Linked DNA regions of Homo sapiens: region 2 is linked to region 1. A link is a loop called in an ENCODE intact Hi-C map of the cell type or tissue named here. Cell type or tissue: heart left ventricle. All regions are shown on one strand. Links, peaks and the distances in the headings refer to the core of each region. The heading gives the core; the rest is flanking DNA. Region 1 holds the start of C1QTNF7-AS1 (C1QTNF7 antisense RNA 1). Region 2 overlaps C1QTNF7-AS1 (C1QTNF7 antisense RNA 1).

What was found. Hi-C counts contacts between places; a loop is a spot of excess contacts. Peaks named below come from ENCODE experiments on the same cell type or tissue, not always from the same donor. Only the 100,000 strongest peaks of a DNase experiment are listed, where the experiment ranks them.
Region 2: it touches region 1 in a loop (3-fold over the local background); 3 of 110 quality-filtered maps call a loop at or near these places.

What each region holds. Positions count from the first base shown.
Region 1 is chr4:15,416,093-15,428,267 of GRCh38, reverse strand. It overlaps C1QTNF7-AS1 (C1QTNF7 antisense RNA 1), which reads left to right and starts at 354. Exons shown (of 6, transcript NR_125911.1): 1 at 354-439. C1QTNF7 (C1q and TNF related 7) reads right to left here and starts at 235. Exons shown (of 3, transcript NM_031911.5): 1 at 162-235. In heart left ventricle, for the core only: no CTCF peak of the experiment used is centred there; no DNase peak of the experiment used is centred there.
Region 2 is chr4:15,361,423-15,373,597 of GRCh38, reverse strand. All of the region lies in intron 1 of C1QTNF7-AS1 (C1QTNF7 antisense RNA 1), which reads left to right. It also overlaps a transcript of C1QTNF7 not described here. Among named protein-coding and RNA genes, the nearest start is that of C1QTNF7-AS1, 60 kb to the left of the region's middle. In heart left ventricle, for the core only: no CTCF peak of the experiment used is centred there; no DNase peak of the experiment used is centred there; H3K27ac peaks cover 655 bases.

The sequences.
Region 1 (12,175 bases), core at 1,398-9,397:
TAGAAAGCTAGTGTCAGTCCAGAGACTTGAAGCTAGGTCTTCAGTTTTATGGATTCTTCCTACAGAGCCATCTGTTTAATAAGCTAAAAAGCTCCCGTCACGAGAACAGGCCATTGCATCTACATTTGCCAAAATTCTAAAAAAAAGAGTAAACACCATACCTTGCTCTTAGATGGTGGGCTGCTGCAGGATTCTAAATCCACAAGAGACTGAGGATCTTTCATGAGAGCTCAGTGAAAAACTTGCTTTGGTACCAGACAGAATAACAGATCCAAATTCTCAAAGATTTCCAAATAGTTGTGCTAAAAATAATTTTCTCGTTTAGTCCCAAAGAGCCAAAGGCCCTGGAAGTCATTCATCGAGTGAGGCTCAACTCGGGGACCAGTTAAAATTACAGTTTTGTTTGGGATAAACTTTAAGTGCCTGCTTTCCTTCAGTGGTAAGTTTAGAGCTTCTCCATCTCTGTGTGTTGTGGCCTCTTTTTCAGATTTGTTTACTTAATTTTTTCCCTCTTCATTTGTTTTCCACTGAGTGAATGTTTCAGGAAAAAAATTACTCACTGACTGGAAATTAGTTGTTAACTTAGAGAAAAAAGCCATTTTATATTTGAGAGTTTTGGAGGTAGAGCCTTTAGATTCTGGACCTAGGATGGTGTCTTGTGGAATAATGAACACTGTCCCTATTCTTGGTAAATATGGCAGGAAAATAGCCCCTCATTCTATGTGCTGTGCAAAGAAAGAGGGTTATGAGAATTGCACTGATTTTGTTTTCTTTGTTCTTTGCTGAATGGATAAATGATTGGGTATTTTTAGAAAACTAATATGTCTTTGTGCCTGTAAAGAACTGATCATAACATCTCAAAAGGCAGAATGATTCTCCAAAGCATATGACTAGTCGTCTATGGTGCAATCAATTTCTTTGTTTCCTTCTGCTATGTATTTCTTATATTTCCTTGGCAACAGCAATATATAATTTATGATGTCATTTATGGAAATTAGACGACTGAAAAAAATCTTGTTTTTATCTTTCTTTTCCTCTCATTCTTCTCAAGCAATGAGAACTCTAATTGAAAGGAATGTTTCCAGAGTTAGTGAAGTGGATGTTGACCACACACTTGACCAACGAGATTGCTGGGCTCCCCGTTCTGACCAGCTTAATTTTGCCTTTGGGATCCACTCTCCACACTGGAGGAAATGGTCCTTTGAATTTGTTGGCTTTCCAAAATCTTAATGCCATCATAGGATGGTCAAAACAATGTCTTGAGCATAGAAGCTAGTCATAACTTATTGCTAAATTAGAGTCAGATTTTAATCAGATAAAGTCTCTGTGTCTGTTTTCTCACTTTCAAAATAAGATGGTTGTCCTTGATTATTTCCAGGGTTTCTCATAGTTCTTAATATTCTCGAACCAAATGATGGTGTCTGATGTCACCCATTTACAAGCTTAATTTCAGGTGATACAGCCTTTTAATATGTTCATTTATTTGTTTATAAGTGATAACTTCTTAAGTGGGCTTTTTCCATTATGTCTGCTTTGGAGTAGCCCAGTCTCTGCCAGGGAGCTCAGAAGTGGATGAATTTGTAGACCAATAAAAGAATAGATGCATTCTTATTTTTCTGCCTTAAAGTGTTGATACAATTTGTGGATATTCATATTTTCTTTTCTGTGTCATTCACAACTTCTCTAATTTCTCTTTAATGTTACTTACCACATAAAATAAGGTTTTTTGTATCATTAAAGTATTACAGTATTTTTTCTGTTCTTCAATAAAAATTGAATTTCTTCTTTTTCTTCTTTATTATTTTCATCCCAGATAATTTATTGTAATCTGTGTCTTTCTGAACTCATTCTTTTTCCCAGAGAGAATGAACCTTTGAAAATGTCTCTGAGAGTGTTCAGAACCTCAGATGTTGATAAAGCTTGTCAGTGTCTATTTCACTCAGTTATTTTCACACTTAGAAGCAGTGGTGAAGTGATGGGTAGAAAAATATGCTTAAGGAAGTATTGGCTCAGAGTAAAAGTCAGATTCCATTTTTACCTGCCACTCACCCCAAGGACGGGGTCTTATTTTGTCTTTCCTAGGCAGATAATCTTCCTTTCTCAACTTGTGCTCTTTTTTACCCCATATCCTTTATTTACTTTTCAACTGAATTCATTCCATTCCATTCCAATCCCATCAGTGTTCCCAGAGCACCTAACAGTTTGCCGCTAACCTAGCTCTCAAAAAGAAGGTTCAGATTTGTAGCTTTTGTTAGTTTTCTTGGAGTGAATACCCCCGCCATGGTCAATTTCAAGCTAACAATCTGACCTTCACTGAATGCAGAGTTGGAAAGTTATAGAATGTAGAATTGTAGAATTCGCACTTGCTGGCAGGTATAAGCCAGCTCTGCTCACCACTACACACATACATACACACACACTCACACACCATTTTTCTAGGTGGTAGAAGTATTTTAAAAAGAAGGTTCTAGCTGATATGTAATGAGCATGTACAACGTGCTAAGACATGACAAGCATCACTTTCTTTAATCCTCATCATAACCTCTTGAGGTGAGTAATTGTATTATCCTCCTTCTACAGATGAGTAATTTAGACAGTCTGATCCACAATTGACACACCTAACTACTTACCATATTTCCTCCCTAGGTTGTTGCTAACTTTAAAAGACCATGTTTTTGCATCCAAACAACTTGCAGTTGCATACCCTCTGTTTCTTCCTCCTCCTCTCCATGGGTGCCCTGGGTTCTGTTAGGAATTGAATCTTCTCTTTGTAACCTCAGTGCCTTGCTTATATCATCTCCAGTAGCTGCAAGCCATTACCAACCATGTCTCCCCTATGCCTCTTTCTCCATCTGTTCACATTTATCTTCTGTATGCATCACTTTCTACAGAAAGTCTCCCTGATATTCTCAAGCAGGCACAACCCTGTCTTCTCCTGAACCCTTCTAGCACGTAATTTGGATCTGCCATGCACTTTAGCTCACTGGCTCTTAACTAGATCTACTGAATGAGCATATCAGTAGATTAAGTTAGGCATTAATATTTTTTAAAAGCTCTATGGGTGATTCCAATGGGCAGCCAGGCTCTAGGAATCTTTGCCTTATCTACTCTTGCTCAAATGATGCCTTATCTGCTTGTCCTTACAAACCGGGGAGTTGTAGTGATACAAATCTGGTCTTCTTTGTGTCTCATCCTGTTCTTTTATTTATTACTTCATCACTTATTTATTTAGCTGCTACTATATGTCAGATGCTGAATGCTTGGTCTGGGTATTCAGTAGAGAGCAAACAAAGAGACCTTGTAGAGACAAAATCTAGTGAGGAAGAGAGATATTTATGAAATAATCACAGAACTGTGCTTAACAGGATATGAATTGGGAATTCCCATCCACTTGGAATTTCAGCTGAGAACACAAAGCAGAGAATGATAGGCAACCAATGCTCATACATCGACTTAGAACTTGTTAAAATCCAGCTGGATCTGACAGTGACCATCAGCCATTTTCAGTCCACATAAAAGAAAGCTAGAAATTCAGAAAAGATTAGTGGTTGAAGAGAGGCATCAAGGTAGAGTTGTGGAGAAGGGAGAGGAGTGCAGGGGCAGCTGTTAGAGAGGCAAGAATATATGCACTCCCCAAGAGGGAGATGGTACTGAGGAAGGCAGCTGAGTGGGGCCATCGTGATGGGACTTCCTGAGCCAAGGAGTCCTCCTAGTGGGGGGAGGCCACTAAGAAGTCACTGGGTGTATCACTGAGTACAGAATCTGAGGCTGGTGGGGGGAGCACTGCAAGCTATCAACCAAGGAACACCTTCACCCCGAAAGAGCCAGCATTTGGCTACCTGGAGTGCATAGCAGACATTGGAGCCAGGAGAGGATCATACAAGTAGCACTTACTAAGTAAGAATAATTCAGTCACTTTTTTCCTGATTATTCTACTCTCTGACCTGACTCAAGAGGAGCTGAAAGTGAAAGGAAGTGGCAGGAGATGGGGGAAGAGTGAAAGGGTACAGCATATCCTGAACTACAGCCATGGAGATGGACAAGTATTGTATTGGATATAAAATAGAAAATTTGATTGAGATTTGTCTTTTTAATATCTGAAAATGAGTCACAATTGACTAATAAAATTGTTCATGTAACTGGAAGTTACCAGAAAGCCAAGAAATTTGCCTGAGATGTCATAAAAGGGCAGGGAAGAAAGATCCAACAGAATTTGGCTAGAACAAATGATGGAAGAAAAATGAGGTTATTTTTTATTCATTTCATATTAAGGACAGTTAATACCATTTGATAAACTCAATAAGTTTTGGAGAATGCTTGAAGGAAAAAAATAAAGGATATTGTGGAGTGTTTAGCCGGACAACCCAGTTGAATCTTGCCTAAAGAACTTGCCTAAATAAGAGAGAACTTGCCTAAAGGAATGACATCTGACCTAAAAGGGGGGGAAACGGTAGGCATGAACCTGGCAGAAGGGCAGGAAAACACATCCAGGCTGAGAGAATGTCATATGCAAAGGCCCTGAGGTGGAAGAGGATGATGCTGAGTGGAGGCCAGTGGGAAAGAGCAAAGGCAGGCATAAGCCTGCAGGGAGGATGTGCCTGGGCCAGGCGGGGCTCTGTTGGCCACGGGAGGTTTTGGTCCTTATCCTGGGGTCAGTAGGTTCCTCAGAAGGGCTGTGAGTGGGATTTCATGAACCAGGCTGTTGACCAGGTAGAGGTGGTGCCTGCTGCCGCTTTCCTGGCTTTTCAAGCGGACTTCAACCAGCTGAAATGACTCAGTTTGGTTTCTAAACTGAATCTGCTTTCATTGCAGGGAAAGAGGTGGGTTCTTATGAGAAAAGGAGTTTGCATATTTAAAAAAGGCAATTCAGTGACTCATGGAATGAACAAATGTCATTGACCCCTGTGTGTGCCAGGCACTGTGCTGGGCCCTGAACATACAGCTTGAAAGCGAAGACAGGATCTCAACTCACAGTTCTTACACTGCACTGGGAATTTCACACTGTTAGAGAAGAAGGGATCTCAGAGGTTATCTGCTTGAGTTTCCTGTTTCACAGATAAAAAGCCAGATTCAGTAAGAAGTGACTTGCCCAAATAACCTATTTATGCTAAACCAGAACTGGAACTCAGGTCCCTGCAGGGTGGCCAAAAGAGTCTTTGCTCTACAGCCTTCACTGATACCTGGTTTCTACTTCACATGTAGAAGACAATCCAGTGTTTTAATCTACATAAATATCCATCCTTGTGGATAAATGTGAATTAACAATATAGCATTATCCCAGATCATAATACTTTACCTTGTCCAAAATATCACTTCTCATATTTTAAAACGTAAAAAACTTAAAAACTTATAGAAAGTTGGCCAGACGTGGTGGCTCATAACTGTAATTCCAGCATTTTGGGGGGCTATGGTGGGAAGATCGCTTGAGACCAGCCTGGGCAATATGGCAAAACCCCATCTCTACAAAAATAAATAAATACATAAAAAAGAAATAAAAAACCAGCCATTGCTGGAGTGCATGTATAGGCACATCTACTCAGAAGGCTGAGGTGGGAGGATGGCTTGAGCCCGAGATGTTGAAGCTGCAGTGAACCATGTTTGCACCACTGCACTCCAGCCTAGGTGACAAAGCAAGACCCTTTCTAAAAAAAAAAAATTATCGAAAGTTTTAAACATATTAAAAAACAGAGATCAAGTAGATAATGAATTTCCATGTACCCACTGAGCTATTTGGAAATTTAGCATTGAATGGACAGGAAATAATATTAGATGAAATAATGTTAGGTTAGGGTAGATATTAGATGAGAATGCATTTTCCCTGATCCTTTGGTCTTCAGGAGGAAGGATTTTCCAAGTAAGCTCTTTTCCTTCCTCACCTCTTGATTTATTCTGCCCTGGGGAAAATAGGATGAATTATCAGATAGGCAAATATGAAAAGAATAACTAGGCATGTTCAGGTCAATGAACTGGAGATAAAAAATCTGCCAAATCCCAAGGAATCTGGATTAAGAAGCTCCTTTGCTGTCATATCTGTGCAATATCCTTTTTTTTTTTTTTAAAAAAAAACAGGTTTATTAGATTATAATTATTAAAATGTAAAATTTACCCTTTTGGTATTAATAGTTTCGTGATTTTTGGCCAATGTATGCAATTGTATAACCACCACTAAAAAAGAGATACAGAGCATTTCCATTCCCTCCAAAATGTTCCCTTATGTCCCTTTGTAGTCAGTCTCCTCCACCCCAGCTGCCTGCAACCTCTGATCATATATCTGTCCTGTAATTTTGCCTTTTCCAGAGTGTCATATAAATAGAATCTTACAATATGTGGGTTTTTGAGGCTCTGTTCTTTCACTTAACATAATGTTTTTGAGAGTCATTCATGTTGCATGTTTCTTTCATTGCTGAATAGTATTCCATTGTACGGTTGTACCACAAATTTTAAATATCTATATCTATATATTTATTAACCATCTACTATGTGCTACCTACAGTGAGTCCTGACCACTTAGCGAAGTAGGTATTATTATCTCCTTATTACAGGTGTGGAAACTGAAGTTTCTAAATGAGAGAACTGGCCCAAGGTCACACAGCTACTGAGTGATAGATTTGGCATTCAAACCCAGATTTGTCTGACCTTCAAACCAAGCTCTCGGTTTAGGATGAGGAGAGTGATAGTACTTGGCTCCTTGGATTGTTGTAAAAATTAATTGAAATAATCCCCAGAAAATGAGTCCCTGTTGCCTGGCACTTCGTGGGTGCTCCGTAAATATGAAGTGGGTGAACAGTGCTGACATAGCTGCCGCTGCTCTTACCATTGACCTTTGGCTACTGTTCTTTGGTAAGTGCCATTGACTATCCTGGGTTCTCTATGCTCCTCTTGTTTGCACCTGAAAACCATCCGAAGGCCAGAGACCTGGAAGCAATGCCTCCACTCAATGATGCAAACCACTCCAGCCACAGAATGTTGAGAGTGTCTTTGTGACATTATGTAGGCATAAAAATAGTGGTGATTGTAACAATATTGTGCTAATACCTTACATTTATTATTTAGTAGAAAAAGCTCTTCAACTCTCTTTTTTTTTCAGTCATCTCGGTCTATTTGAACATTTTGGTGTTTCTAAACGTTTATCCGGATAATGGGGGGCCCATGTTCTCTACTTTGTTTATTGCTAAAAACATGTGAGGCATTTTGTGGGGAGGGTGCCTGAGGACATGAGCCAAGTTCAGGGTCAAGAGCTATATTAGACCCAACAAAGGCAAAGATTTAGCGGCAGGTGGTGCCTCTTGCATACATATTCACTTCCAGCCAAAACAATGTCCTCAGCAGACTCCATCACATTGGAGCGAGAGCTGGGAAATCCAACAATGACTCAGTGTGCTGGGGAGGAAAGCTGAGCACTGAGGTTTGGTAAAAAAAAAAAAAAAAAAAAAAAAAAAAAGACAAAGCAGTGGAATGTTACCCTAGAGTCTAAACTAGCAGAAATCTTCATGTCTTCTCCCTTCCCACTGACATTTCTTTGTGGAGTAAGACTGCTGACTTTGAAGGACAAAGTCATCATTGTCCAGCCATGTGACCTTGGGCAAATTGCCTTGGGCAAAAGACTCTGAGGATTACCCCTCTGAAACCTTAGTGTTCTCTTCTATAAATTGAAATTTTAAAAATATCCAAATGAAGTAAGGTTGTTATAAAGTTTGATGAAGTAATGCATCTTGTTGACTGACACATTTGTGCTACTCAAACTCAAAAAATGTTGATTTCTGTTGGTGCAGGGAGGAGCAGATTTAAGTTAGAGGCATTCCTTTTTCTTTCAATAGTGTTTAGAGTTTACGTTCTTGTTGGGACTAGGAAATGCATGTCTTTGGATGCACTTTAGATCTGTGTTTTCAGGATAATCTCATCTACGTGATCAGAAACACTCTCCTTAGGGACTGAACTCCTAAGCAATTTCTTGAAAACTGAAGGTTGACTGTAAGGTGTCTGAGAAAATAAGTGCCAGGATGGAATAAGTAGTTTTTTCATGGAGAGCTAATGGTTTCAGTGAAAGCCTGGCATTGAGAGAGAACAAGGCACCTTGGAGAGTGAGAAAGCTGGGGAGGCTGGAGAAGAGTGAGGAGGAAGAAGGATGGGGGGTGGAGCCCGTTGCGGAGGCTGTGGATATTGAGGCTAAAGCTTTCTTGGGGAACTTAGACTTTATCTTCAGGGCATTAAGAAGCCAGTGAAGAGTTTGCCAGTGATGAGAATCGTATGTGACTCCTATTAATAGATAGATTTCTTGGACTGCTATCTGGAGAAAGGATGGGAGGCAGCAAAAATGAAGCACACTTGGGCAAAGATAGGTAAGAAAACCACCCCACCACTGGCAAGGATTCTAATATAGTGGGATTCTAGAAGATTAGGCACAGATTTGGTTTGTTTGGTTTTTGTTTGGCCGTGTGTGTGTATGTTTGTGTGTGTGTGTGCATATATGTATGTGATTTCCTTCTAATATTTTTCCTATTCATAGTATATACACTTTTTGATCAAAATACATATGCTATTTTTTTAACCTCATATATTATCTATTCTTGTCCTATGGAACTATTTGTATTTTATTTTAAATATACGCTCACGAAATATCAGGAGGAAAAGGTAGGAAAACAAGAGTAAATCATTATTTATTTAGTTCTATTTCTCAGAACTATACCACTGTTACCACTTTAGTTTCTTTCTTTCTGTTATTTTTGTTCTCTCTGTGTATGCATAGGTCTTCTGTTCAAAGATTTGTAATAGTACCTATACACTGTTGCTGTGTGCTTTTTCTTTAACCTAATATTATATCATAAGTGTTTTTCCCCTGTTATGTTTTGGAGCCATTAATGGCCAAACGATATCCATCAAGTAGTTGTACAATAATTTATTTAACCCCCTTCTCTCCTATTAGGGGACAATTAAGCTGTTTCTATTTTTTCCTAGTATAAATGAGATTACATTGAAAGTTTTGTGCATAAGCCTTTATCCCTATTTAGGATTATTTCCTTAGGATAGATTCCCAGAAATGGAATTATTGGATCAAAAGGTCTGTATGTTTTATGTCTTTTTTGGTACATGCTGCCAAACTGCTTTCCAAAAGGTTGTGTGAATTTACACTGCCTTGTCCCTGTATAAAAACAAAATCCTGGGGAATGTAAGTTCCCCCACAGCCAGGCACCTTTTGTCCCTGGAACACAGACGGAGCCACAGAATCTCAGATTTGGAAGTAACTTTAAAGGTTAGTGAAGCTAACCTCTGCTGTGAAGAGAACGTCAAAGCTTGTTCCACAATGGTATTGGCATTTGTGCCATTTTTGTGTTGGGTGGCATCTCAGTGGTCATTTTGCATAAATGCCCCCAATTCCCTACACAGTCTCAGCCAGGGGCTCTGGGCAGACTCTGTGCTGAGGGCTCTGCATACACCAACTCAGTCTTTCTACAACCACAGGAGAAGGTTACTGTTATTATTCTTTGCATTCTTCAGATGGAAAAACAGGCAGAAGAGGTAAATAACTTGCCTGAGGCCATGTGGTCTTAGGACACTTAACTACTGTATTTTACTACCTCTTTTTAGTAAATACCTATATAACTAAAGAGAGATAAGCACTACAAAGGAGAAGAGGGGTTGGTGAAAGAGATTGAAAAGAGTGCCTACTGTGGTTTGGGAGATCAGCGAAAGTCACTCTAAGGATGAGATACCTGGGGATACCTGAGGATGACTTAGCCAGGTGAAGATGGGATAAAAGCCTCACAGGGAGGGAGAACAGTATGTGAGAGGGCCCTGGGGCAGGAGAGGACTTCGGGAATTATAGTAACTGAAAGGACAATGGGTTGGAACTTATAAGACAAAATGGCCTGTAAGAAAGGAGGTCAGAAAAATAGTAGGGGTCAAGTCATTTCAGGGCCTGAAGAGGTTGGCTTTTATCTTAACAGCAATGGGGTTCCATGAGAGGGTTAGAGGAGAACATGATCTTTGTTGTGCATAAAACGATGATGGAGAAGGTATTAGAGAGGGCTGGGGAGGGGAGGTGGGAGCAAGTTGGGAGGCTGATGCAGCTGAGTGGGCAAAGATGATCATGGCTGATCACTGTGGCTACAAAGGATAACGAGAGAAGTGGAGAGATTTTCAACAAACTTTTGTTTAAGAGCTGATGGGTAAGATGTAGCCTCTTACAGGAAGCCTTTTGGGCACTTGTCCATGCGGGCTCATCCTGACGAACCTTCTCTCTGGTCCCATGGTAATCCCCAGTGTTGGAGATGGGGCCTGGTAGGAGGTGTTTGGGTCATGGGGATGGATCCTTCATGAATGGCTTAATGTTGTCCTTGCAATAGTGACTGAGTTCTTGAGAGATCTGGTTGTTTAAAAGTATGTGGCACCTCTTCCCTTCTCTCTCCCACTTGATCCATGTGGCCCATTTCCTCCTTTGCTTCCCGAGGCTCTCACCAGAAGCAGATGCCAGCACCATGCTTTTTATACAGCTTGCAGAACTGTGAGCCAATTAAACCTCTTTTCTTTCTTTCTTTTTTTGAGATGGGGCCTTTCTTGATCATGGCTTACTGCAGCCTTCAACTCTTGGGCTAAAGCCATCCTCCTACCTCAGCCTCTCAAGTATCTGCAATCACAGGTGTGTGCCACCATATTTGTAGAGACAGGTTCTCACTATGCTGCTCAGACTGTTCTTGAACTCTTGGACTCAAGTGATCCTCTTGCCTTGGCCTTCCAAAGGCATGGAATTACAGGCATGAACCACTGTGCCTGGTCTCAACCTCTTTTCTGTATAAATTATGCAGCCTCAGGATCTCTTTATAGCAATGCAAGAATAGACTAACATAGTCACATGTTTCATGAGTCATTTTATATTAAATGTTCAGAATAGATAAATCCATAGACACAGAAAGCAGATTGATAGTTTTCAAGGGCTCAGGGGAGTGAGAAATGGGGAATAGCTGCTTAGTAGTATGGGGTTCTCTGCTGAAGTGATGAAAATGTTTTGGAACTTGATATAGTTGGTGGCTGCACAAGATTGTTAATGTTCTAAATGCTGCTGAATTGTACATTTTAAGGTGGTTCATTCTACATTATGAGAGTTTCATTTCAATAAAAAAATTTTAAAAGTATACATGGGAATGAAATGCACTAGTTTCAGGTCCTCATTTGTTAACTGAAGGACAGAGAAAGAATAAAAGGTGGGTATTTAGCTAAATTTATAATTTTTTAAATTTCTTTATAACATAAAAGATCTGGAGGAAAAGAAAAACTATCACTACTTGGGCTATCCCTGAAAAATCTTTTGTATAGGGAAATAAAGCTAAGACTAGAGAGAATGCAATAGACAAGCAAGAAGGTAGTGTTGGCTGTTGGCTGCACTTCAGCTGATTTTTCTTTCAACTGAAGCCTCTGACTTTTAACATAAGAGGAAGGACTTCAAGGTCATGAGACTCAATTTGCTGTGCTGCGGCCACAGTTCCTATGTTAGAATCAATGCAATAATGCAATGCTAACCTGAGATCTAACAAACTGCAGAAATTGGCTTCTTACAATTAGTCTGTCTTTCCTCAGATGGAAAAGGGGTTGTCTGAGACATCAGAGCACTTCAGGGTCAAGGACTGAGTCCCTACAATCAAGGCAGGGTCGAGTATCGTGGAGACAGCTGGTGCCTCTAGTGAGTGGTTGCCCAGGTTACAGGTAAGGGGAGCTAAGGAACCTACCCTACTGAGAGGCCCCTGTATCCTGCCTGGTCCAGGCACTGTGCACGTGTCAGCATGGTCAGCGTTCAGGATCACCTCTAAGTGGGGGTTGGTTTGCCTGCACTTTGTAGTGGAGGAAATGGAATCTCAAATGAGGAACATGCCTAAGGTAACAGAGGGAGTTGAACCGAGCTGGTATTCCAACCCTGTCTGCCCAGTGCCAGAGCCTATGTTCATGGTAGTGCCTCTAGTTCTAAAACAGAGCCTGGCATGTAGAAAGTGCTGGATATATATTTGTTCAATAAATTAATGAATAATAGCAAATGAAATAATTTCTAATGGCTTATTAGTTTGGTAAAGATGCAAAAAATTAAAACCAATTAAAGAGCAGGCACATTTATAGATTGTTCTTGCAAATATAAAGTGATATAAACTTTTAGGAGTGCAAAATTTATATGGCAAATATATACATAGAG
Region 2 (12,175 bases), core at 2,575-10,574, 56 kb after region 1:
TCATTTAAACGTTCCAAAACACAGTTGACTCACTGGGTATGTGATCCCTGTCCCATTGCACTTACCTCATTTTGTTGTGGTTAGAATCAAATGAGGTGTTTATCAAGATAGTGCTTTGCAATGTTTTAGGCTTTGAAACTATAAAGTAGTTGCCATGGTTTGAATATACGTGTTTCCCCACAAATTCATACGTTGGAACCTAAGATCCAATGTGATAATATTAAGAGGTGGAGCATTTAGGAGGTCATTAGGTCACAATGGCAGGGCTCTCGTGAATGGGATTCATGACCTTGTACAAGGGCTGGAAGGAGATAGCTAAGCCCTTTTTGCCCTCTACCCTTCTGTCATGTGTGGACATAGCATTTGTCCCTCTGGAGGACTTAGCAACAAGGTGCCATCTTGGAAGCAGAGACAGAGCCCTCACCAGGCCTTAAACCTGTTGGCACCTTGATCTTGGATATCCCAGCCTCTAGAACTGTCAGAAATAAATTTCTGTTGTTTATAAATTACTTAGTCTGTGGTATTTTGTTATAGCAGTACTAATGGGCTGAGACAGTGGTATTTTCCAGCGGGATGTGCAACTACCATTGCCCATTTCATCTGTGTCATTGGCTGACACCACTAGGTGCCAGGGCTCCTGGGTTCTGCCTTGACTTTTTTTCCCCCTTTTCCTTTTAGGAGTGTATTTCATCTTTTTTCCCTTGTTATCCACCTCTTGGTACTTGTCTCCCATGCTTGCTGCTATTGGTTTTCTTTCTTAGGACTCAAATTGTCCTTCCATTTTTCATGTAATGTTAAGAATGAAGAACAAAGAGAAAATATTTTGTTCAGTCACACAGAAAGGCATCCACGGTATCTTGACACAAATGGGAATGTCTTTATTTTTGAAGTAGCCATGAACAAAGATCAAATGAATCAAGATCAGCGCCCCCTTGAAAATGATCAAGTCACAAGTCCAACTCATATTTTATGGTTCCATTCACTATCTTACCCTTTTATTAATTTATTATTTGAATGTTATTTAAGATTTGCACTCTATCATCTGTAAGAAGAATTTTCTAGTAGAGTCTTGCTTGGGCTGCCATAACAAAATACCATAGACTGGGTGGCATAAACAACAGAAATGTATTTTCTCACAGTTCTGGAGTCTGGAAGTCTGAGATCTGGGTGCCAGCGTGGTTGGATTCTGGTGAGGCTTCTCTTCTTGACTTGCAGATGGCTGCCTCCCTTCTGTGTCCTCATATGGTGGGCAGAGGGAGATCTTTCTCTTCCTTTTCTTAAGAGACCATAGTCCTATTGGATTATGGACCCATCCTATGACCTCATTTAAGTTGGATTAGCTATGAACGCCTCTATCTCCTGATAAAGCCGTAATAGGGGTTAAAGCTTCAACACATGAATTTTGGGGTGACACAATTCAGTCCATAGCAAGCCTGCGGGAAGTAAAAGAAGGGAACGAATACTTATTGAGCCTTTTTTTTTCCCTCACTGAATTGTCAAAACAACATTGATATCTTGGTAGTGACTTTTCTAAGGTCACAAAGCTAGTAAGCAGCAGTGACCAAATGTAAACCATGACGACAAGAACCCTGCTCCCCTCATGACACATTCTGCCTCCACCTCCTCTTTTCTCCGAGATTCTGAGCTGTGACCCTTTCCTTTCCTTTCCTACTCTTTCCTATTGAGTTGCCTGGAGGCAAGACATTGTTACCCAGAGCACCATGAGAAGGAAGCCATGGGGATTCCCTCCATGTGCCCACTGAGCTTAGATTGACAGCTGTAGAGAGTTTGCCTGGAATGTTCTCTTCCTGCATCCCTCCCAGCCCCCTTCATGTTAATAAGTCCCTTCATTAGTTCAAACTGAACTCACATGCTTCTTCCCCGGGATGTTTTCTTTAATCTGACCCTCCGCACCCTTGCTCTTCCTCGCTATATTCTCTTATACTGTCCTACACTTCCCCTTTATAATTTTTTCTCCTTTCATAGGATGTCATAAGTGTCATTTTATTATTGTAGTGGTTATAGCAATAGGTATATATTTCTAAGATAATTTGCATAATGGTTGTCTCCCTCACCAGTCTGTAAGCTCCCTGAAGCCAGGGATGCTTTGCTCACTAAGATATGTCCAGCCATTAGGACACTAACATGAAAAGCTACAGAGGAGCAAGGGAGGATTAGACAGGGGCAAGCCGGGGAAAATAAATAGTAGAAGAAAGGCCCTTCAAAATTCTTCTGCAGCAGTATGACTAGCAAGCATACGCCCAAGAACAGTCTAATGAGGCCCCTTTATTAAGCCCTCTGTGTACCACCAAATGCATTCTTCCCCTGTCGATTTTGCTAGGTTTGGCTAATCAAGAATGAGGTTGTTAATGTGGAGAGAGGCAGCTTGAGGAGCGGATCTTGGGTCGCATCTGCTGTCTGCTGGTCAATGCCTGGGTTCCTGCAAGGGCAGCACAGCCTGGCCCTCTGCAGGATGGAGCTGCCTGTTCATACCCCAACAGCCTCAGTCTCTTCCTAGAAAGAGCTGACGGGACAGGGCGTGAAGATGTGTAGGAACTAGGAGGAATTCCTACCAGGGAAAGACATTTTCAGTTGAAGGAACCACATGTGCAAAGAAACGGAATGACAGCATGTTGTGTTTAGGGAACCTCAAGAAGCCTAGTTTTGTTGGTGAGTTACAATAGGAAATGTGATAGTAGAAATGAAAGTATCAGATAAATCTTAAGTGTTTCCATTATTATCTATTTCTCAAAATTGTTTGGAGGGCCAATGAGAGAGTACATGTGGAATTGCTTTATAAACTGGAAAAAAATCCTACGAAAATATTTTTATTACAAATTCTTTTGGATGAAGATAACTAGAATATTAGGCTAAGAAACCATGCTGGGAAATGGAACTATTTATAAATTTCTTTTATTTATAAACCTAAAGTTTTGATTAATTTCCTTCTTATAATCTCCTTTCAAAGGCTAGAATGTAAGTTTATAGTATCTGTTGAATATGAGTGAGTTGGGATGTATGTTTTCAACTCAGCACCATCCCTGGCCCTTTCCACTCTCTCTCTCTCTGAGGGAACAGAGACTGGAAGCCTGGAACTACATTTCCCAGAATCACTTGTAGGCAGAGTTCCTAATTACAGCCAGCCAAGGAGGGCACACACAGGGTTGTGAAAGATACAAAATAATTAGAGAACATTATTCTTTGGTGTCAGTTACAGAGTGGAAACAGCCAGCTGATGTATGGTTTGCAGGAACTTCTGGGTGAGATCCTAGAATCTCACACTTTCCTATGGCTTCCCAGCAAGCTTGTTCTTCTCAGTTTATAGCCAAACAGAATGCTTTTTTTCGCCAGTTGTTGGTCCCATGAACCCCTTTTAAACAATTATTTTTTATTTAGAAATATTTATAGACTCATAAGAGGTTACAAAAAAATTTACAAAAATACCCTAGCCTCTTCAAATGGTGACATCTTATATCACTATAATAATCATAGAATTAAAAAAAATCGACATGAGTACAATAGTATTAGGCAGACTACAGACCTTCTTCAGTTTTTACCAGTTTTTATGTAGATTTACTTGTGTGTTGCATAGTTCAGTATAGTTGAATACAATATGATCTCATGTATAGATTCTTTACAGTTCTTTAAATGGCTCTTTAAGACTTTAATTTCTTGTCTTAAATCTCTACCTGATGCTATTTTCTTAACTGAATGCTGACTGAGGTGGTTAATACTTTCTTGGTGTTATCTCACATTTGAAGTCTTGCAGTCAAATTATGGTGCTTACCTTCCATTATCTTCATTAATGTATTCAACTGAAATATCACTGACTGATACAACTTCACAGGCCTTCTTTCCCATTGTTTTCATCACAGGATTACAAAGGCATTCCCAGTGTATCATTACATTATATGTAAGTTACCACAAAAGATTTTTAGCTATTCGTTGGGCTGTTAATTGCTCAGTTTTCAAAGTCATTCTTACTGTAGTAGATTAAAAATGCAAAACTTTTTAAATCATTCTTAAATAATGGTAAAATAATTTATATATGATAAGGCAGGAAACAAACAATAACAGATGTAGCTGATGGATAGGAGGAGGCTAAGCTATCATTCTTGAAGATAATAAAACTATACACCTAAACAATGCAGCAAATTTAACAAGGGCCATTAGAAATAATATATGTTTAACAGAGTTTATAGATACAAAAATACATACATGAAAGTAGCCTTCCTATATATCAAAATAATCAGAAAACAGAATGTTTAAAAACCCTCTAAAATCTAAAGTGATGCTGGTTTCCCTGCAGAGGAAGGAGAGACTTGCCTCTCCCTAATTCTGGGCTGTTTTCTCACTTGAGCCTTAATCAGCACAACTTGTGTGCAGAGACTCTCAAAATTTTGCTAAAATATTTTGTTTCTTTCCCTTCTCATCCTTACCTCTGACTCACTAACCACAAGCGATCAAAATCTGGTCTGAAGAAGCCGAGGGAAATGAACACTATGACATGTTCTTTGTCCCTTCCTAATTAAGACATATTTCCTCTCAAAATATCCTAGCCTGCAGAGATGGTCCCTGGCTGTAACTCAATTTTTTTCTTTTTTACATCATTTTCTCCAAGACAGTGTAACAACTTAAAACCACATATTTCAGAAAATGATCTTCGCTTTACATTCACCATTTGGTTGGCTTTCCCAGAATAAATGAACCATCTGCCCTAAAGAACTCTGCAAGTCTTTGCTACTTGCAACCAGTGAGACTAACAAGTTTCCTGGCTAACCATCCCATTACTGGGTATATACCCAAAGGATTATAAATCATGCTGCTATAAAGACACATGCACACGTATGTTTATTGCGGCACTATTCACAATAGCAAAGACTTGGAACCTACCCAAATGCCCATCAATTATAGAATGGATTAAGAAAATGTGGCACATATACACCATGGAATACTATGCAGCCATAAAAAGGGATGAGTTCATGTCCTTTGTAGGGACATGGATGAAGCTGGAAACCATCATTCTCAGCAAACTGTCGCAAGGACAGAAAACCAAACACTGCATGTTCTCACTCACAGGTGGGAATTGAACAATGAGAACACTTGGACACAGGGAGGGGAACATCACACACCGGGGCCTGTCATGGGGTTGGGGGAGTGGGGAGGGATAGCATTAGGATATATACCTAATGTAAATGACGAGTTAATGGGTGCAGCACACCAACATGGCACATGTATATATATGTAACAAACCTGCAAGTTGTGCACATGTACCCTAGAACTTAAAGTATAATTAAAAAAATGGTTAAAATAAAATAAAAAGAAAAAAGCATGCTGAAAGAGTCGGGGGTGTGGACAACTGATACATCCAACCACACGGGTGACTCTTAAAATCATTATGATAGATTTTAAAAGCCAGACACAAAGAGTCTATACTGCGAGATACTACTTGTAAAAGTCTAGAAAATGCAACTAAGTCCACAGTGACAAAAAAGCAGATCAGTCAGATAAGTGGTTGCATGAGGTCAGGGACAGAAAGAGAGAAAAACTTCAAAAGGACAGAAAGAAACTTTCAGGGGTAAATGGAAATATTCTGTTTCTTAAGTTTTGGCAGTGACTTCATGGGTGTGTACAAAACTCAGCTAATTGAACACTTTAAATAAATTGAATTGTGCACTATAAATGGATGCCTTTTACTGTATGTAAATTATACCTCAATAATGTTGATTACAAAATCATAGTTAGTAAATTAGGAATGTTTGCATGTGAAAAAAAAAAATAAAAACAAGTTTCCTGGCTAACATTTGCTAGGTGCTAGCAAAGTTCATTGATTCTTCTGGACATTATCTTAATTAATCTTTACCACTGTATGGGTAGAAAATTAAAGTCACTTAAACCAAATCTCAAGGCTACCAAAAGGTAGAACCAAGATAAGGGCCATGTGGTGAAGCTCCAAGTCCTTTCTCTGCTTTTCTTGTAGGTGACAATAATTTTCTTTCCCACAGGGTTTCAAATACATGATCTGGGGATCAGCCTGGTCCCTCTGACATTGATACACATACATCCTAGTGAGCTGCATCGGCTGCATCAACTCAGTATGTCTAATTTAAAAAGTCAACTTGTGGAAAACGCCAGATAAATAAATGGTGCTGGTAGTACTGGGTAATGATGAAAATTGTATAAGTGATATATGAATGCTGAAAATGTAGTGGAAGTCCCAAGTATATGACCGCCACTTGGTGGAAACCTTGTCATGAGAGAGTATTTGGATTTGCTTCCTAAGTGGAGTTAATTCTTTAGAACTTTAGCACCTAATAAAGGCAAGAAAATTCATATCACTCTCAAAAGTATAATTTAGAAGACTCTATTTTCCCGAATAATAGTTCTCCTTTGAAGACGACTGGAAATTGCCTTCTTTCTAATTTTAAGATTTGGATTGAAAACATTCAAATGCAGGCCTAGCTTCAAAGCATAGTTTGAAACTAAGAAGCACTTCCTGATTTATATTGCTTCATTAATTGATTCAAAAGCAGAAAGAAGTTCCAAATCTCAGCAATTTTCATTATGGATAAATAGATGCACCCCCTATGTAAATGGTTGAACCAAAATGTCCCTCAAAAGAACCTAGTCTCAAGCCCTTTGAATTTCCAATCTCTTAGTTTCACAATCATCACTATCTTTTCCCCCCAATTTTTCCATTCCTCATGTGCATCAGCATGACCCTGCTGTCTCAGCCAGCCCGCAGGAGTCACACATGCACTTCCTGTCTTAATCAACAATGAAGCTCTCACTTAGTTGGTAGATCATTCAGGATAAGGATATTTACTGAGGCTTGCTTGTTTTAGTCCAGGAATACATAGCAGCTCCTTTGGAGACTGCAGACAACATCTAAGTCCCATGTTATTTGAAAGGTAAATATGTAGCCACAAAAGAAAATTTAAAAAAGAGAAGAAAATAAAACAGAGAAGGGAGAAAGATTGGAAGGAAAAAAAGAAGGAAGGAGAGGAAGGGAAAAAAGTGAGGAAAAAGAAAAAGAGAGAAAGACACAGTGAAAGAAAAAGAAAAGGCAGAGGAGGGAGGCAAAGCAAAGGGTTAGATGCTGTAACTGCAAGTAACACAGACTTGGGCTGTGCATTTTTTTCCAGGGGACTATCCGCAGTTTTTCATGTGCCATACCATTCCATTCTTCCATGATGCAGCAACAGTAAACTAACTTAACATGCCCTCAACTGTAGCTAAGGTTTACACTTACAAGTGCCATTTTTGGATAGGGTGACCAGCCATCCTAATTTTCCTGGGATTGAGGGGGTTCCCGAGATGTGAGGCTTTCAGTTTTAAAACTGGGATAGTTCAGTCTAAAACTGAGGAGTTCTCCATGGCATGGGATTTTCAGTGCTAAAACCAGAAAAGTCTCAGGCAAATCAGGAAAAGCTGTTCATCTTATCTTTGAGTGAGACAGTAAATTGTGTCTCTTACATCCTTTGAGGATTGCATAGGAAACTCTCCAGCTGTTAACCCATCTTCCATGTGCTGGGATCTGTGTTACATTGTGTACACTGTAGTGGACATCTTTTTATTCTGCTTGCTTGGCACCCCAGTAATCTTTGGGTACTGCCTTTCCTATTTTATGTAGTTCTAGTTGGGCTGTCTGCTCAGTGTCCTTCACTCCTGCTGCCTCCCCTGAGGTGATAGGTCCACCAGGGTAGGCTAAGCAAAACAGGCCATCTCTGACACCTCTGGCAACAGTGATTAGTTGAAGGGTGAGTATGGAATGCAAGGAATACAGCCGTTGGGAGGGAGGAGTCCCTTTTGCTCTTAGTGAAGCCTATCATTGGTCATCTTCTCCACCATGTATGACAAAGTCAACAGATACAGAAGGAAGTCAGAGGGAGAAAGAGAGAGAGAAAAAAATACTTGAAGCATCTTTTGAGCCCCTGGATCCTACACACATGAAGCTAACACCATTCCTAGATTGCCCAGTTTCATGAGCTCATGCATTCCCTCTTTTCTTAAGCTGGTTTGAGATGGGTTCTTCTCATGTGCAACCAAAAGAGTTGTGACTAACAGACATACATGAGCTCTGTTATTCTGGAGTCAGTCCCGAGAGACGGGTCTAAGTTGAACCACGTGAAATCACCAATATTCAACTTCTTTTGATGGCAAATGTGGAAATGTCATTTGAAACATTTTAGATATTATTATCTCTATTGCACAGGTGAGGAAAACAATTAGTGGTGAGAAATAATATGCTCAAGGCTGCACATTTGTTAGCAGACCTGGGAATCAAATCCAGGTCTTCTTGATTCTAAGGTACACAAGTATATTTCCAGTAGTTAATGCTGCCTGAAAAAAAAAAGAGATCTCTTAAGAGCTTTCCCTTGCTATTTGACAAAGGCCTTGAAATATACTAGATTTTAATTCATACCTTTATGTATGAACATATATATGGTGCCAAACACCTGCTCGTTTGCTTGTAAAATCCCCATTTCACTGGATGTTTCATGAACAGAAGTCAGACACACGAGTGTGCAAAGCAAGAGGAAAAACCCTGCTCAACTCTAGTGTGTATTTTCATTTCACGTGGGATGAAGCCCCAGGTGATGATATATCAGCTTTTCAAAAGTACTCCAGTTTTGGTTTTCACTGACAATCAAGAGGTGCTATTCTTGCCTCACAAAAAAAGAGATTATTTACCCATTCTACTCTCTGTTCAGAGAGACCATTCCCATACCTCAAACCCAACGTATTTATAACACAGCTGTGACAATGAGAGAAGTATTCTGGGTACTTTGAATTGTCATGATCATCCCATGTGCTTGCCCACTGATGCAATGGGATGATGCTTGCCCAGGAAATATATTTTTTCTCCACGGTGGTGTTCCATACATGTTTTAAAAATCACAGAGCATGTATACAATATGGAAAGTTTATGTGTAATTTCTTTAGTATTTATTATATGTGAAGTTATTACAATTCAGGATTGTCTGTTCATTTTAACTAATGCTAGAGAAACGTGTCTTATTAGAGCATGGATAATATTCTATGGCAAATGTTTTTGGCATTATCTGCTGAGCATCTCTCTTCCATAAATTTCCTTCCCCCATCTACATGGTGGCAGGCTGTAGTCATCAGCTAATGCTGCTATTAATGGTGCTGCATAATAAACACCTCCCAGATCTCAGTGGCTTATAACAACAAACATTTATTTTTTTCTCACTCATTAGAGCTGTGAAACTTGCCCAAGATCACACAGCTGGTAAATGATGAAGCTGAGATTCATTCATTCAACAGACATCATTGAGCTCCTCCTAAGTGCCAAGTACAATGAAGAGGCTGATAAATCACCAAGCCAAAGACTATTTATGTTTTAGCTGATGATGTTAAAAGTGAAAACAATGTCATTATAGCTCTAGAGAGTCAACCAAAAAGATAGAAGAACATGACACAGAAAAGGTTTGACAGGATCTGACAAGTCAGGGGTGTGATGGTTTAGAGAATACAGATAACACTGGCCAGAATGGTAGCCATAGTGGGATCATAACAAGATTAATTAGACAATGCGAATATAAAGGCATTCCAAGTGGAAGCTGACATTGCATTTCTAATTTCAAGAGAGGAGAGAAAGGGAAGAAAACATTTGAAGCCATTTTTTGAGTGTCTGCTCTGAACAGGGTATCATCACATGAGGAAAACTCACATAGCAATGCTCAGAGACAAGGGCATCTCATTTCACATTTTACATCTTTCTGGATATCACTTTCTATATGTCTGATGCAAAGATAGTGACATTTCTTTCTTCATATTGTCTTAGTTTGTGCCTAACACATTTCAGGCTCTCAAAAAATGGTAATTTTCTTACAAGATTCTGTTAGTTACTTTCCAATGTTCATTTTGCCATTATTTCTTGTTAACAGAAGCCTCATTTGTCTGGGGAGGCAATGTGGCCAGGTAAATGCCCACCTTCCTGGGAGCCTTTGTGGCTAGTGAAGGCTGTGACCCACCGAGTTGGGACAATAATAAGTAAGCAGAGGTTGATGGAGGAGGTTGCTGGGAAAGCTTCCTAGAAGAGAAAGGCTCAGGTGGTTTCACACGTTCAGATTTTGTTCTGTGTAGTTTGCTATTGATCCAGAATGCAGTCATGGCATTGAGGTAGAGTAGATGTCTTGTGATTACAATAGGGATTGCTGCATACCATGCATACCAGGATGGAGGAACAGAAAGGTAGAATAAACCTAGGTCTCTTATGACCACAAAGTTTTCGTTCTACTTGAATAAAAATAACAATTAAACATGTCTTTAAAAAAAAGAAAGACCAACCATCCAACACACAATCATTGTAGCCTACAAAAACAGCTCCACCTGGCTGAAAGACTAAGCTCAGCGTGATCTTCCCAACCATGGTAACACCAGACAAAGCAGAAAAATCAAAGCTTAAGATAAAAAAATACCATCAAGGGAAGACATGTAACCAAATAATTAATGAGGTATATTTTAAGATTTTCATTATTTAATCCTATCATGTTATCAATGAAGTTTGGGAGAAAAAAAAGTACAAAATTTCAAGGCAGGGAACCCAGGTTCAAATTCTCACTGAACCTTTTATCAGCAGAGTGAATTTGGGCCAGTCTTTTTATCTTTCCAGGTTTGAGTTTTCCATGCTGCAAAATCATAATGATAATGATGATGATACTTACTTATAGTATTGATGTAGAGCATACTCAAGGGAATGTATGTGAAAGCACTTTGTAAATAATAAACTATTAGGCAAGCTTTTGTTACTACTGAAAAGTGAAAAGATAGTCAAGTGTGAAATAGCCAAGCTTGCCCAGTTAACATCTGGCACCAACGTGTGGTGTAGAGGCATGAAACTGAGATGCTGAAGGATATATGGGCTGTAAATGCTCTGTCAAAGGTTAGCAATGAGTCTTTCATGTCATAATCACACGTTTCTTACAAACAGAGGTGCCAGCCATTAATGGGGGAAGAGGAAGAAGGAAGAAAACTATAATTTTTTAATCACTTATTGTAAACCCTTTGGTGTTTTACATATATGATCTTCTTTGATTAATTGCAGACACAAAGCTACACAAATGCTCTGAAGAACTTTTACATTTTGTAAGTGGAGTTATGCTGCAGGTCAAGTTGCCTATGACTAACGCACAAGGATCAAGAATGCTGACTTAGGTAGGAAAAGTAGGGGATGGGCCAGACTTAGGGGAGGGGTCTGAGATCTGAAGTTAGCTGATTAGTCCCCCACAGAAAGATGAATCTTACTAATCAAAAGTTGAAGACTTACACTTGTCTATATAGAGGGAAAGAGGGAAGGGAATTTCTCAGCCATTGAGGACCTCCCAGGTCAGCTCTTTATACATCACCTCTTAGGAAATAAGAGTGTAGACATTTTGCTGTGTGGCTGGCACTGTGCTAAACACTTTAAATTATTAACTCATTAATTTTTGCAACAGCCATTCGAGGTGTAGGTACTATGTTTACCCCCATTTTAGAGAAAACTGGGGAATAGCGAGCTTAATTGACTTGCCCAAATCCACCCAGTTGGATTGGAACCCAGTCGGCCTGGCTTCTGTGCCCTGCAGTTCACCACGATGCTCTTTTGCCCCTCGAGGGGAGGAATGCAGCAGAACATATGTCAGACAGCTGGGCTGTGGATTTTGAGAACTCAGCTTCTTAAGAAACTCAGAAGAGTTAATGTGTTTTCTTGGTGGAAGAAGGCTGAAGAGCCTCCCAAAGATCCTTTTGGCTTTTCAAGGAATTAAATGTAACCGTCTACTCATACATAGCAATGCCTCTCCTTAGTCTAATATGAGATTTAGGGATTTGGGAAGACATCTGGAATTTATTTATGCCATTTGGGTTTTGAAATTCAATATTAAATTCTTAGAATGAAAGAAACCAGAGTAGACCATATTAACGAAATCTGACTACACAGGGCATGTGTTAGCAAACTGGGCTTGAATGTCTGGCTGAAATATTGCTCTGAATACACTGTGTCATTCCTCTCAAGAGGCAAAAACACCTTTCTGGAATCATTTGGACCTTCTGTATATATGGTAATGGCAGAGAGTATATTTCAGGGTTTTTCTTCCCCCAGATAATGTTGAAAGCAATGTAAGCGATTAATGTGTCTATGCTGAGATTATGGCACAAAGATAATTAG